2 separate regions of the Mus musculus genome follow, and region 2 is linked to region 1. A link is a loop called in an ENCODE intact Hi-C map of the cell type or tissue named here. Cell type or tissue: heart. All regions are shown on one strand.

Region 1 (8,000 bases):
TCTGTGTAAGGCAAGGCATCTGCAAGCCCAGCAATGCAGAGCAGTAGATGGGCACCTGCCCAGGGACAGGCATGAGCCCAACAGGCATGCTTTATACTCAGAGACATATGAAACCTTGGAGAGTGCCAAACCATGTATGTACACATACATTACACTTTTCCCCAGGCACAGCTATCTATAAGAAAGACTAATTTATGACTTATATAAAGCGATGGGTCAGCAACAACAAAACGGAACAATCATACCAACATACTCTAATAAAATGTCTACGACTATGGTCTGCCTGCCTCTCACTCTCATGACAGGTGTCATAGGCACAGACACTGGGATATTGCCGCAGTTCATCTGAGAACAAAGCAGGCGGTAAGTGCCTAACAGGAGGGTAGCGTATACACTGTGAACACGCTGACCAGAGGACGAGTCACGGCATCGGCATGGGAATCTGCTACTTAACATCTAAGTACTGTTCCTTTCTGTTATTTTCCATTTAGTATTTCCGACTGAAATTTACCCTGGGTGTCTGAAGCTGTGGTAACTGGAGCTGCTGGAATAGGGGTGAGACTATCACGGTAGCCATGTGTGGTCTATCTTCACGTTTGACAGGTTGCCTGAGTCCTGATTAAAACCAAGGCGCTCTTGGATTTTTATGTCATGGCCGAACAGTGGGTGGTTGCATGCGACTTAGGTCATGACCTGGCTCCTCACTTAGCATGACCACACTCCACCCATAAGGTGAAGACGACAAATCAGGATGCTGTGACTTTTTCCTCTCCCGTGGTTTACAGGAGGCTTAGATAAGTTAAGATGTTTGGAACAGGAACAGTTAAATGAAAATGTATTGTACCGTTATTGGCTACAGTGTTCCAGCCGACGGCTGCATACAGCAGGGCACACTTGGATATTGAGCAGCTGCCTGATTTGAGGCAATGACTCTGTCATTCTCTCCCTTTCTCTCTAACTGATCAACTCCCATAGAGTCAGGTGGACGAGACTGAGAGCTTCCGGTGTTGGGTGATGATGTGAGCTGGTTTTCTGAAATATGAAATCCAACTCCATACATCCTCTTCTCACTTCTGCGAGATGCTCAGTTTTTCTCTTTGTCACCCTGTCTCGGACAGTTCACACAGACTTGGTTTACCATACCACCATTCCCATGGTGTTGTGCCGATGCCACAGCTCATCCTCTGGTCAGCGTGTTCACAGTGTATATGCTACCCACCTGTTAGGCACTCCTTGCCAGCTTTGTTCTCAGATGGACTGTTCCACCATTCTACCTAGCAGGAGTCTCCGGCTAAAACTGGACCATGTGTCAATTCTTACGCCCACCCCCTGCTCATCTCCAAAGCCTGGAGTCCTGTGGTCTGTCTGAGGCTGCCACTGAGTCTCACCTTTTGTTGTTGTTGTAGAGGACATGGACTGGGTTTTCCATGTCAATATTTCTCTAGATGGAGATGCCAGACTCTCTCAACATTTCCAAAATGTTCTATTGCTTCCTGAGAGGCCATCCATAATAGCTACATCCCTTCTAGGAAAGAGCAGTCTTTCTGTACCTCTCATCTCCTTTTGTTTCAGCATTGCAGGGATGGTACCCTCCATCCCCATTGTTCTCTCTTGGTCTTCCAACATCTGAACAATCAAGTCCCAGGTTAGATCTTGCTTGTTTGGAATACTAGTGTACTTTCTATCTTCCTGACTGTATGCTGACTGACAAAAACGTTAGAAGTCCTCAATCATGGGGTACAATGCTCCCACTGATGGTCTCGTCCTCCCTCACAAGATCTCATATGGGAAGAGACCTCTGTGAGTATCATTACATCATATAAGACAGCTGGCTTCTGCCATTTGGGCTCCATGGCATGAACACATGTGCCACTTTCAAAAGCCAGCATGGGTATGTCCGAGGATGTTCAGCTCTGATTAATAGCAAGTCTCAGTCACTTCCACAGATAAAGCCATGCATGCACTGTGATATGTGATAAAACGTGCATTTTAACAGAAGTACTTAAAGTTCCACCCAAAATATAAAAGATAGACAATGATGAACACATGCATGTGTGTAGAACACGTACATCATTACACTCCTGGTTCTATCAGTTCTTCTACTTCACAATTATCTACATTTGCCTTTTCACATATATAAGGCTAGCAAGTAGAAAATCAGGGAACCAGCCAAGCAGGACTGTTTGTATCCCTAGCAATGTTTCTACAGGGATCAGGAAGCAGAGCCCCCAAGCATCACTGCATTTGGGAAGTTTACAAAATAGGCTCAAGGGTCTCACTGGACCGCCTGCTCTACCTGCTTGGCTTGGAAGATCCAGGAACGTGTTTCCAGGTTCCTTGAAGCCTCCCCCATCCAGCTGCCTGATAGGCTCCCCCAGGTATGGAGCTGCCCCCCGACCTGGGGCAGAGTTCAGCCCCCGGTTAGGACTCCTGGGCTTCTCTTTCCTTCTTGGACTTTCCCCTCCCCTGAAGAAGAAAGTTATTTTCAAGCCTCCATCTGTTTTGTGTTTAACGTGCAGAAAGGTTGCACATTTTCAGGGACCTTGTTCATAAGCAGTAGATTGTACAACAGTTTATTACACAAGTGGAGGGTTTTATGGCTGGCCTTTGTTGAGCTGCCAACTGGGAGAGAGAACATAATGTGCTTAGCCGTCCCTATCAGGAAAAATGAGAGAGTATTACATACCAGTCAAATCGCTGCACATCGAGAAGCTGGTAACCAAGCCCAGAACCCCTGGAGCACAGCTGGTGGGGAGGGGTTTGCTCATTAATAGGATTTTTTACATCCATAATTTTTCTTCAAGTCACTTATGTCACAGGACGGGGTCCTGAATTGCATAAGACATGTATTAATGGCAGAATGAAGGTTCCATCAAGATAATATTTTAAATCTGACCCTTGTCAATACAAGGTATCAAACTAGACTCTGGAAAAAGCAGGGGCTAGGGGGTGTGCATGTGTGTATGTGCATGGTGTGTGTGTGTGTGTGTGTGTGTGTGTGTGTGGTATATGCTTGGTGTGCATATGTGTGATGTATAGGGTGTGTATATATGTGATATGTGTTTGGTTGTATGTATAGGGTATGTATAAATGTGTGTATTGTGGCATGTATGTATATGTGTCTGTGTGTATATGTATGCAGTGACTGTATTTATGGGTACCCAATTTTAATTACATCAAAATGTTGAGAGCATCAGTTATGTCAACGTACTTCAGACTTACTAAGCTTCACCCCCACCTAAGACTGTACCTTATGTGGTCCTAGGAGAGACTGCTTCTCAGTAGCGCTTTGCTCCCAGCTAGAAAGTGAGCTGACCCTGCTGGGATGCTGTGTTTCCGAACAATTCCACTGTAACAGACCCCTGCTAATGGAGTCTCATGAAAGCTACTTTCCCCAATTCAGACTGTCCCATAGAGACTTAAGGTATGGACCCTGGAAGTGTTCTTGTCTAAAAGTGCTCAGTAAAGACTCCACCCCGTGAGAAGAGATGGAGTGCAATCTCAGAGTGGGCAGAGGTGTCGTTAAGTTCTGCAGGCAATTCTGGTTCAGGCGGGCAGGCCCACAGCCACATTTTACTGGTCGAGAACAGGGAGCTTGGAGCACTGGCTGTCCACAAGAAGTGACTCACGGCATTAAATCTCCTTTCCAGTGAGGGTTTTCTCTCCAGTCTCCTGCAGCTATAACTTCCTGTCCTAACTTCTAACCCTTCACTGTGAAAGCAGCATTCCAGAACCAAACCAAGCCTTGACTTGGCATGCACCCAGATACACCACAACTACTATCAGAAGCAGCAACAGGGTGTCCCCAGGAACACAAAAGTGGCCCAGTGGACCACAGGAGAAAGTTAAAAGTAGTCAAAAGACTCCCTCTCTCCTTGCTCCAGCTGGTTCACAGAGAAGGGAGTTGGGAAATGAGCCCGGGCCTGAGAGAATTCTAGCTGGTTCTCACTAGGAGCTGTCCTGAGAAGCCTGTTGGTTTAGTGCAGTGGTTCTCAACCTTCCTAATGCTGTGACCCTTTAATACAGTTCTGAATGTTGTGGTGACCCCCCTCCCCCCATCTATAAAGTTATTTTTGTTGCTACTTCATAACTGTAATTTTGCTACTATTAGGAATCATGATGTAAATAACTGTGGGGTTTTTATGTTTGTTTGGTTGGTTTGTTTTTGGTTTTGTTTTTGTTTTTTGATAGTCTTAGGCTACCCCCATGAAAAGGTCATTTGACCTTCAAGGGGGGGTCACCACCCCCAGGCTGAGAACCACTGGTTCAGACAAAGCAATCTGAGTGTGTGCCTGTCTTCTGACTCACATGAATGGCTCCTGCATCTCTTCACAGAGTGTTCCACATTGGACTTTAAATTCTATGACTCCCTTCCTCTGTATCAGCTCTACAGAGAATGCTCTACACACTGTCATTGAAAGTTTCTCTCTCAGGCTGACAATCCCAAGGCGTCTAACCATGCTGAGTCTGAGACTGATAAACAACACACTGTATCTGATAGACAGCTAATACCCCAGGGAGGGCATTGGTCAGTAGCCTTGGGCATCTCAGCCTAATCACCCTTGCTTTAATGCCACTTAAATCAGAGTGTAAGCACTGAAGGAATTTGAGGAATTCAATGATATAAATTGTATTTTTAGAGCTGTGAATGACGCGAGCCAGTAAGACGGTGTGGGTACTAAAGATAGCACTCACTGGTTTTCCCAGGATTTATCACAGACAGGTTCACAGCAGGTTGAGATGGCTGCGGTGACATCCGTGCTGGCACGTTTTTATGAGCAACCATTCGTAACGAACGTACTTGCCACAAAGCATAATTTCCATGACACCAAGCTGATTCACAGGCAGTTTTCTTTCTGCACAACAACACGGCTGAAGGACGGCTTGGTGGAGGCAGACTCCGTTTCCTAAGGGCTTATCCCAAGTTAGAGTTCAGAGGGAAGGGAATAGAACGCGACTTGTCCACCAAACAAAATGTAAGTACATCCTCACAAGACACTCTCTCTTGTAGAAGAATAAAGATTCATTATAGGACAGGGTGGGCTGTGCCTCAGAGAGTTGGCCTTTATAGGTAATACTTCTTACAATTAATACTAATACAATGCTTTTTTTCCCCCTTTATTTACTTCCTACTTGTCTGCTAAGGCTCCTTTGTTTTTAATTATCACTAAAAAAAGCAATTTTTCTACTCTGTACTTAAAGGCTATAGCATGTGGATAGCTAAAAAATAAAAAAAAGTAGCCTCATAGCTTTATTGAATAGACTAGAATCAATGACCATGGCTACTCAGAGGCCCCACTCTCAGCTGTGTAAAAAATACAACTTGCCTTATTTCTCTGTAACTCTCTTTAATTTCTACATTGAATTCCAATTTGGCTTAGTTATGGAGATATAATCTTAGTTAAATAGGAGGATGTCCTCATCTAAACCCTAGGGACAGGGACGACATAAGATGCTATCACCTCCCACCTTGTCTGGTAGCTGTCTTGCTGTCCCACCCAGGGTGACTGGACCATGGAGCAGGTGGTGAGAGGGGCGGCATCCTTCCCAAAGATGCTTCTCTGGCCCTTCTTCTTCTGTGATTTGAAGAGTCTGGCCTGGAGCAAAAGGCTTCCAGCTTCTCATCTAATCTTTTACATCTTTGGTTTATGACCACACAACCTGGGATTTGGGACTCAATAGCTAAAAATATGCCTCCTTTGGTAGCTGGATTTTGTTGGTTTTCTTTTCTTTCGTGTTTAACAGAGGCCTCATTGACTAATGGAGGAAAAACCACAAGAAATACCAGAGAAAACATATGGATATATGTCTCCTAAGAGAAGGCTCACTTCTCTGCACAGAAAAACTCTGTGGAGATGACTAGAAAGTAGCCATTGCACTCCAGGGTGGCCAGTCTTTACACAAGAATTCAAAGCCAAACCCACATTTCCTGGCATTGCTTCTCCTTTCTATGCCTCAGGTTCCTCATCTAGAGAACAGGATGGGGTAATATATGTGTTCCATAAGGTCATATGTGTATAAAGTTGTCGATGAACTAATTATATAATTATTATCAGCATTGCAGCACACTTCTGGCCCTTAAAGCCATCATCACCTTAAAGACACTGGTGACTGTGATTTCATTAGCATGACACACAGAAGATCACAGACAGAGAAGGTGAACATGTCACATCCAGGGTTCCCAGGGCAAAGCAAAAGTGACTGGTCTGAAGTGTGAGAAAAAGCCAAATTTCCTAGAGATGGTGGCTTCTGGTCCCACCTGAATCAGATTACAGAAATGGCACGGGGAATCTTAAGAAGGACTCAGCCAACCCCAGTAAGTGAAGTGTGAGGTGGTGGCTGTAGCCACAAGTGGGAGACGGGTGAAAGCTTCCAGTCCACACATACTGCAGGGCTGGAGATGGAGGGGCAGGATGAGCAGAAAGGACGAGCAAGGCCAGCAACCAGTGTAGGACCGAATCATTGGAGCAGGCAACACAGGTGAAGCCTATCCTGAGATGGGATGCCAGTTTGAACATTTGCTAGGGGAGGAGCCACCTCTGGGAGCAGAGACAGAAAGGGAATATTGGGGGAGGGAGACTAGCTCACTAATCCCACTGCTACACAAGTCTCATTCTGTGTCATGCTGGTGGGTGGACATGAGGGTGGGAATTTGAGGATTTGAGGCCTAGAGCCAGTGTCTTAGTCAGGGTTTCTATTCCTGCACAAACATCACAACCAAGAAGCAAATTGGGGAGGAAAGGGTTTATTCAGCTAAAACTTCCACGTTGCTGTTCATCACCAAAGGAAGTCAGGACTGGAACTCAAGCAGGTCAGGAAGCAGGGGCTGATGCAGAGGCCATGGAGGGATGTTACTTACTGGCTTGCTTCCCCTGGCTTGCTCAGCTTGCTCTCTTATAGAACCCAAGACTCCCAGCCCAGAGATGATACCACCCACAAGGCGCCTTTCTCCCTTGATCACTAATTGAGAAAATGCCCCACAGGTGGATCTCATGGAGGCCCTTCCCCAACTGAAGCTCCTTTCACTGTGATAAATCCAGCCTGTGTCAAGTTGACACACAAAACTGGCCAGTACAAGCCGCTCTGGTCTATACCATTCTCAAGCTGCAATCAGCTGGGATGAATGGGTCTGGTGAGGCAGGGAAAGGGATGTCACATACAGGAGACAGGAGTTCAGGACTACAGAGAAGTCAGTGACCAAGTCATCCCTCAACTCTCTGCAAGAGGCAGTGGCACTAAATAGGGACAGCTTCATGTGAGTCAAGTCACATGAAGGTGGGTATGGAGCCAGAGACACGTCACTGTGGGCTGCCTTTGCCATTTTCCAGATGTAAATCGGCTTGCTGACTCTTCCCAAGCACCAATTTCTTTGAGAAAGATGGAGACTATAAGAGAATATTCCTCATCTGATTATTTTGAAAATTAAAGTTAGTTGTTTATTAACTCATCATGGTCCACTCACCATTACAAAACACTGTGAGACCTTCATCGTTGCGACGGTGGGATCTTGGGGCTTTATGAGACTGGAGCTGCTAAGTGAGTGATGAACACCTAGACTATAGATCCCTCTCCACTTAGAAAAGTGGCTGTGTTTTTTGTTCTCATGTATACTTTTTGTTTTTAAACAAAATGAAATGTTCTATGCTTCTGGACGCTGATGACGGTAATGTTCTCAATTATCATTGGACCAGAGCTGAAGTATAGTTCAGAGGTGGAGTGTTCTCCACATGCAGTAACCTTGAACAAGGTGGGCCCAGTAACACATTAGTCAGAGTAGCTGAACTAGACCAAGGGTTGGGTGGTGGCGGTCAGGCTCTGGGGTGGGGCACAGCCAGTCTTGGTTGCACATTCATCTGGATTCATTAGTTCTTGAGTTAGAGAGTAATAGGTTTAGAGAGGATGGTTTGGTAACGGGAACAGAATGGTACCACTTTCTCATATGTGGATACCAAGCATCTCATTGATTGAACAGACTTAAGATTTATCCCTCATGTAACAGT
Region 2 (8,000 bases), 160 kb after region 1:
ACACACGCACACACGCACACACCACAAAAAATAGCTAGATGCTGAAGACTTACTTAACAATCATCAGGAGCCCACCAATAACTTACACTGAGTTCCAACTGAGTCCTGAAGGAAGGGAGCCAGGGGCAGTAATGGAAAAAAAGTTGGTTAAATTCCAAAAACAGCTTATAGTGTGACTTCCAAGTAGAGGAGTCTCAAACCTTAGTTCTTCTCAATTAAGCACACTGATAGAACCATTTTTTAAATTCCATAACTAGAGAAGACATATTTTTTCTGTTTATTTTTGTTTATCTATTTACTATCTATTTATCACCTAATTATCACCTATCTACCATCTATCTACCATCTATCTATCTATCTATCTATCTATCTATCTATCTATCTATCTATCATCTATCTATCCATCCATCCATCCATCTATCTATCTATCTATCTATCTATCTATCTATCTATCCATCCATCCATCCATCCATCCATCCATCCATCCAACTATCTTAGCTTTTTTTTTTTAAGACAGGGTTTCTCTGTGTAGCCCTGAACAGTCCTGTGTAGCTGTGCTAGAACTTGCTCTGTAGATCAGGTTGCCCTTGAACTCAGAAATCCACCTGCCTCTGTCTCCTGAGTGCTAGAATTAAAGGTGTAGGCCACTACTGTCGAGGTGACAAACATAATCTTTGAGGGATTAAAAAAAATAGGTAATGGTTATCACAGGAAGTTTGGTTCTGGTGAGCCACGAGTGAGTGAGTGAGTGTGTGTGTGTGTGTGTGTGTGTGTGTGTGTGTGTGTGTGTGTGTGTGCAGGATCAGGTTATGTTTGCAGACTGGGTCATATCTTTGGTGTGAAGTGGGCTTGTGAGAGACAGGGGAGGTCAGAACTCCATTGGAAGACTGATAGGCTTGTTTTTAAGAGCTGATGAGCTGGAAATAAGTCCTGCATTTGAGTGTATGAAAAGAGAGTCTGATATGGCCAGCATTGAATGCTCATTGATTACCCTGTGACACATGGGTTTCTCTCTTGAGCAAAGTTAATGATGTCACTGCTCATTAAGGCAGGAATACAGTGGAGAAGTGAGGTGGGAAAAGTGACAAATTCTTGTTCTAACTGCTGACTGTGAGGGGCCCATCAATAATGCAAAACCAGACACTCAGCATCACCCTCTGGTGGCTCTTAGTTCAGAAGAAAGCACACACAAGCAAATCTTCAACACATATGGGAATCTAAACTGATGGACTACATAAGATTGCCTTTCCATGCATGCATTTCTTCCTAATAGCTATTGACTCTCTTCTAATGTGCCAGACTCCACTGGAAACACTCCATCAATGATCAGAACTTGCAAGTGTGTTAACTATCATAGTCAAAGCTGCTAAGTGTGTTAGCAGTTCAGGATATGGCAAGCGATGCATAGAAAGAGCAGAGAAATAAACTCGGGACTATTGTATGGTAGGGAATCTGTGCAGAATAAACAAGGGATAGCTGAAGAAGACAGCTACAGATATATTTGTTTTAGTTTAAGAAAATCCCAGAAGTGGGTGCCAGCAGACAATAGAACACGTGTCCCTCCATCCCTGTGCCCCCTTCTGAGCTTATGGGCCTCACAAGCAAATGGCCATACACTAGGAAATATCACAAGGCTGCCTGGAGTCCAGCTGTAGAAACAGCAGCTAGAGCCCTCACAGCAGCAGAGATGACCCAGCCATTCTCTGGCCCATTACTCCTGGGGACCACATTCCCTCTGTGGCAAGGCGGGGATGAGCTTGTGTGGTGTTTTCTGTCAGCCCCACAGCCTCTGTGTATTTCCTCTTCTTCGTGCACGTGCCGTTCCAGTTGTGTTTATACATTGTGGTTCTCTCTCCAGCTGTGTTTCTATGTTCCTCCCAGACTTGAGAGGCCTACTGGGACGTTGTCTCCCTCCCTCCAGGATTAATCAAAGCCTAAGATAGAATGATCTAGAACCTTTCTTAACACAAGCAAGGACATTTTGACAGTGAGCCTTCCCGCCTGGGCTTTTCCTACCACAGACTTTTCTTTCTTATTGGATGCCAGCTACTGATCCCCTGCCTGACTTGTGAGTGTCTTCTCTGAATATGGTTTTAGAGACTCCAGCTGGTCTCATTCTCATCTCTCTGGAATGGCATACTGTACAGGAAGACAAAGCTCAGGCTCTTGCGGCCACCACTCAGAGGACATCTGGTTGCCTATCATCCTTTTGTGAAAAACTTCATCATGTCAGGACATGGCTTATAACCAACATGATATTCATGGGACTGATAACTTCTCTACAGAATGCAGAATGGCCTTGTTATGTTTATGAGTGGTCGTTATTACTCAGATGTTCCTCAGTACTGAGAGCCCTGGGTTCTTCTCACATGTAAATAGTTTCTAATCACATGATCATTAAACAGTTTCTTCACAGGATGCCAGTATCCCTTAGCTCCAGAGGAAGCAGGGTTTTGTCCATAGGTTTGACTCCTGGCTTGAGGCAAACCAAACCCAGCTGGATTCCTCAAAGAGTGGGAGGACCCTGAGCTCCAGCTACAACTGAAAGGTTTCTAACCTTGTCTTTGGACTGGACCAGGTTTTCCATCTAAGTCAGCACTTCAGTTTCCATTCAACCAGTGTTTTAGAATATGTAGCTCTGTTGTCAAAAATAAATTCATTTTATCACCATAACCTTTAAATATAGAAACCAATGTGTGACCCACCAAGGCCATCCATTTCCAGCTGTCATGTATCTGAAGGCCTCTTTATTCAACATATCTTGGTCTGTGACCCACAGGCTTTACCTCAAAATCAACCTCTTCAGCTCACTCAGAACCCGGTCCATGTTCAGAGACCAAGGAGTTTTGACACTGATCATGCATTTTAAAGGCAGATATACAATAACAATGGCCCTGTGCCAGATGGTAGGGTTGTTTGCCTTGGCATGCCTTACTTTCTCACGGACAAAATTCTACCATTCCACAATGAGAAATCACTTCCAAAGTACAAACGATCCTTAGGGGAAAGAAATCCACCATGGCATGTATGTCAAATGTTTTTCTGAAGAAAAACTCTGGGAAAAGTAGGGTAGGATTCTAAAATGGGGGAGCTGGCAGATTTGGGGGAGAAAGGGTGGGTGCTGAGGGAAGAAAGTGGCCCTCCGATTCTGCAGGGCTGCCTGGTGACCTGAATGCCATCAGTCCTGCGGAACCCACCTCAGTACTGCTGAGAGATGGGCAGTTGGAGTTGAGGATATCTTGCAAGATCCCTGTGGGGTAGCAGGAGGTATTGACAGGTGACACAGGGACATTGAGTGGCTGTCCCATAAGGGAAGAAGGAGACCAGGGGAGTATATCATGTTCATACTGGATAATATTCTTTGACTCTAGTATTTGACCTCTAGAACTGACACGTAATACATATACATAGTAGCTAGCACTTCTGATTTATGAAGATCTGGTCAAGAGACACAAGAGGAGTTTCTGAGGTGTCACAGATCTGAGGAAAGGGAACCCTGGGTACCAGTTCACATCCATTTTATAATGAAGACTACTGATGTCCTTTGAGAGAAGTTGAGTTCTCTCAAGTAGAGGAACCACCAGGCCATAGACTATAGTATATTGTTGGATCTCATCAAGTCTCCTTGACAACAGGCAAGATTAAACAACATCTACATCTATGTGAATGACCTGTGGCACTCACCCTTGGAAAACAGATATTGCTTCATTTTCATTCTGAAGAATGTTAGGGATGGTCAGTCAGTCTGTCCCCAAATAAAAACAGCTCCCCTGCCCTTCAGGACACTAACTTGGAGGTAGAACATCAGGCGGTGCCCTCTCCCATTGCGCCCGACCCTTCCTTCATAGCCCTGGGTGCAGGTTCTAGGGAGAGAGTAACTAGGCCTCCAATTATCTCATTTAATCTTGGAATGTTAAACGTGCGTACACAGGAAAGTACAGCTGACTCATTCATCTAATCACTTCCAGGGAATGGGGGAGTTGAGGTCCCAAGGGGGCAGTGCCAAGAGCCAGTCCTGTGGGCATAGCCGGAGGATGATGTCAGGGCTTCTCAGAGCAGGTCCTTGTCATCACACTGCCTGACGTGTCTGGAGGGACAATAGCCAGCACTCTGCTCTCCAGCAGCTCCCAGCCAGCCTCTTGTCGTGGGAGATTGGAGCAGAGGCCCAGGGTCACAATGCAGTGCAATCAATGTGAATGTTCCACAGGGACACAGATAAGGTGACCAGAAGGTGACCTGTGTCCCTCTCTGCAGCAGCGTGGCTTGAACCAGCAAAGAGGGTGGCCTGCCCTGAACAAAGTTTCTCCTTACCCTAGGAAAGCTGACTCCTTGTTTTCCCAGAATGAGCCTCTCTGGACAAAAGAGTTTCCTCACCGTGGAGTTGCACTGGGCCTTTAAGAGGCTGACCACAAAATAAACTGCTTCCGGGGTGGTCCTTTTGTTTTTGATAATGGTAAACTTGAGAATGGCAGATGCTTCTAAACAAAAACAGTATCAGCCACCAGAATAGCTAGACATGACTGAAAAGTTCACGTCAGGCCGTGACTCGGTGCTGTGGGGATATTATTTCCTGAAACCTAGAGTGGTAGGTCCATTCATTATTCCCACTTTACAGAGGGGGAAACTGAGGCCCTCTGAAGTAATAGAACCAAGAAAAGAAAAGTGCCCCAAGTGTTTCCAACTCTAGAACCCATGAGGGCCTTAAGCGTCTTGTGAAAGTAGGTGGTGGTGGTGGTGGTGGTGGTGGTGGTGGTGGTGGTGGTGGTGGTGGTGGCGGCGGCAGCTCTGAGGGATTCCTCTGTAAGCCTGAAGAATTGCTGTGTGAAGGCTCCCTGTCCCTCCCTTCCTCTTCTGCCCAGAGAGTGACAAACCCAAACAACTTGCAACCCTGAAGGTGATGAAACTGGGGTGGCCCATATGATGGCACAGTCCTTAGTGGTCCTCAAATGTACCTGTTGGCAGAATCTGAGCTGGCCACATCATGTTGTCTGGGTACCAGACATCCATACCATCTGGGGCTGTGGCACTCACCCTGCTCCTTTGTGTGGATGTGAACAAGTTCTGAGTGCTCTGTTTCATGTACTTGTGACTTGTGGCTTAAGCGGGGAAACTCTGAGTTGGTAGGTTTGATGGTATAGGATGTGGATTCTAGAATAATTCTCTCCTCTAGCTAGTAGAGTTTCTTCTTTCCCTCACTACACCAATTCTGTTTATCGGTCCCTCTTGTGTCTCTTCCTCTCTCCACCACCATCCAAGTCCCTGCACCCTTCTGTTGTCCTGCCCATAGCTGACAGTCATTTCAGGTTCCACCCAAGCCCCCTCCTCTCCGGGAGTTCTTAGACAACTTTACATCACCAGCTCTTCTGTCTAACTGCTGTGGACACTCTCCAGGCCACATTTCTTTGACAGATTCTCTTATTATCCCAGGGAGATACACACACAACCTCTCTCCCTACTTTCAGCCTCTTTACCATATCTTATCTGATCACCTCTGCCCCTCTTGAAGTGTGAAAGGTGCAAGTGGAAGAAATAGCTGAGGACCTGCTCCCTTCAGACTTTAGGGGAAAAAATAGAACTGATTACAGAAAGTTGTTCCTCCATACCCACAGGGGCTTAGTGCCAGGATCCCTCACAGATGACATGCTCGGGATTCTCGAGTCCCTCCTGTGAAACGAAATACTATTCGCACATGATCCACGCTCATTCTCCCTTTATGTCAATCACCTATCTACTAGCTGCCATGCTTAATTCCACACAAACACTGTGTAATGCTATATGTACTGCAAGGGGAAGGGGGTAATAGCAAAAACAACGCCTGTAGATGTTCAGAACAGAAGCAATTTTGTCGGTCCTAGTCAATGCCAAGAATGTGGAACCTATAGACAGCAAGCTGATACCATCTATTCCCTTATTCTAGTGACCTGGCTTGAGGTCACCACTTGCCAGCGGGCAGTGCGTCAGGTCAATGGGGGCATCTTCAGTGTATGTGTACCGAGGCAGATCCTTTGCTTCCCTAGTGTGTTCTCCACCCTCCAACCGAGGCAGGCTGATGATTCTCCCTTAAATAACAAGTGGCTCCTCCCAAGGGCTTCGTGGCTAACAGGGAGGGTGGTTGGTTTAGCCACCTTCTTCTGTAAAGTGACTCTGGGGGTCCAAAGGCTGGGAATCCACTCCCAGTTCTGTCATGAAACAGTTGTAGAAAACAGAACTTTCCATATCCTCACCAGCCAGAGTGGAGAAAATGCTTGGCTCCCCATGGCTGTTTGAAAGCTCACAAATCTGCTTTATTCTAGTTGGCTCTGTTAGAGAAATCTGCGCCCTCCTCTCCCTTCCTCTTCCCCCTCCCCCTCCCCCTCTCTCGGTCTCTCTGTCTCTCATGCTCCCTTTGTCCTCCTCTTCCTGCTCCTTCTCTTCTTCCTCCTCCTCTTCTATTCCTTCCATTACACATAATTGCATCATTGTAGGATACAAAAAAACAAAAACAAAACAAAACAAAACAAAAAACCCACCATTCTTCTTCTTTCTCCCTGATTCTTCTAACATTCCTATCCACATGTTAGAATGTGGGACAATTTCACAATTCAGTTCATTTCTCCCTAATTTTTGCACATTCGGGATGCCATATTCTAGTTAAGTTATGGACACCTCTTTGTCACATGAAACATCAGACCACATAAAGAAGACCCAATCCCTTCATCATGAAAGAAATGGGAAGAGGCATGAGACAATGAGCTTCTCGGGGTGTTCTGGTGGGCAGAGAATACGGTGCTCCTGAGGGGCTGGTAGGATCACATGCAGGTGTGCAGCATCGGCTCAGGGCGTGAGCCAGCAGACCTCAGAGGCATGCTGTGGTCTCCCAGGTGGATTTCAACAGGGATAAAAACTAAATATAGGCATTACTTGTGACTAAAACTCCAATGATGTTTTTGAATGGGCTGAGTCGGCAACATATCCATACGTTCTCGGAAACAGCCAGGAGGAGCTTCTCTAGGAGGTCTCACGCGTCAGTTCTCCCGAGAAAGGAAAATGTACAAAGTCAGACTTGATGTAGGAACCTGACTCGCAGAGACCGCAGAGCTTAGATTGTTCTGAAAACAGTGTATGAACTAACTCCAGATTCCTGAATGGGGGAGGGGGGTGTTTGGGAGAAGAGTCTAAGAGATAGAAGAGAGACACTGGGTTTCAGTGAAAAGGTTGGCCCCTATCCAGTGAGTTTTTCTAACCGAAGGAAAACAGTTTTCTGACACAATGATGAAAAACTACTAATGCTTACTTATTTAGGTTAATAAATGGTTTCTGTAATTCTCTGCACTTTTTTAACATTTCCTATTTTTATTTTATTTTTGAGGACATTTAATTATATTTCTTTCTTCCTTTTCCTCCCTCCAAACCCTTCCCCAGCCTCCTTCAAATCCATGACCTCTTTTTTCACTAACTGTATTCAAATATGTATACACATAGAATCTGCTGTCTGTGGTAGTCTGTGTATATGTTTCCAGGGACAACCATTTGGCACCGGATATTTTGTGTGTGTGTGCTAAAATGTGTAAGAATGGGTTGGGGTTATTGTTTAATGGTAGAACAATTTCCTAGCATGCACAAAGACCCTACCCAGATTTAATCTCCAATTCCTAGCATGCACATATACACATATACCTCAAAGTACAAGTATTAATTTTAAGTGTTCCCACTAATACAATGGAACACTATACAATTATTTTTTTAAATGAGGATAGTCATGGGGGGAGGGGAGAGGGATGGAGTAAAATATGATTTTCAGTGTTGGGAATTGAACCCATGGCTTTCTACATACTAGGCCAGCACTATCACTGAGCTATACCCCCAACTCTTGATTAGTATGCTATACCCAGTCCAATCTATTTAAAACTTCATTTTGCATTTATCTTTCTGAATCCATATAGTTAAATCTAAAAGAGACCACTGACTTCCACTGTGAGGTGAAATATGTACATTAGGTATTTTTATGCTACATAAATTTT

What was found. Hi-C counts contacts between places; a loop is a spot of excess contacts. Peaks named below come from ENCODE experiments on the same cell type or tissue, not always from the same donor. Only the 100,000 strongest peaks of a DNase experiment are listed, where the experiment ranks them.
Region 2: a loop joins it to region 1, with 4 times the contacts of the local background. A loop is called at or near these places in 3 of 42 quality-filtered maps.

What each region holds. Positions count from the first base shown.
Region 1 is chr11:65,362,652-65,370,651 of GRCm38, reverse strand. No RefSeq gene overlaps it. Among named protein-coding and RNA genes, the nearest start is that of Gm12295, 79 kb to the right of the region's middle. In heart, no CTCF peak of the experiment used is centred here; a DNase peak (open chromatin) is centred at 3,681; H3K4me3 peaks cover 537 bases; H3K27ac peaks cover 5,273 bases.
Region 2 is chr11:65,205,711-65,213,710 of GRCm38, reverse strand. All of the region lies in intron 5 of Myocd (myocardin), which reads left to right. Among named protein-coding and RNA genes, the nearest start is that of Arhgap44, 47 kb to the right of the region's middle. RefSeq lists an enhancer at 3,254-4,856. In heart, a CTCF peak has its summit at 1,167 (motif pointing left); a DNase peak (open chromatin) is centred at 4,170; H3K27ac peaks cover 5,367 bases.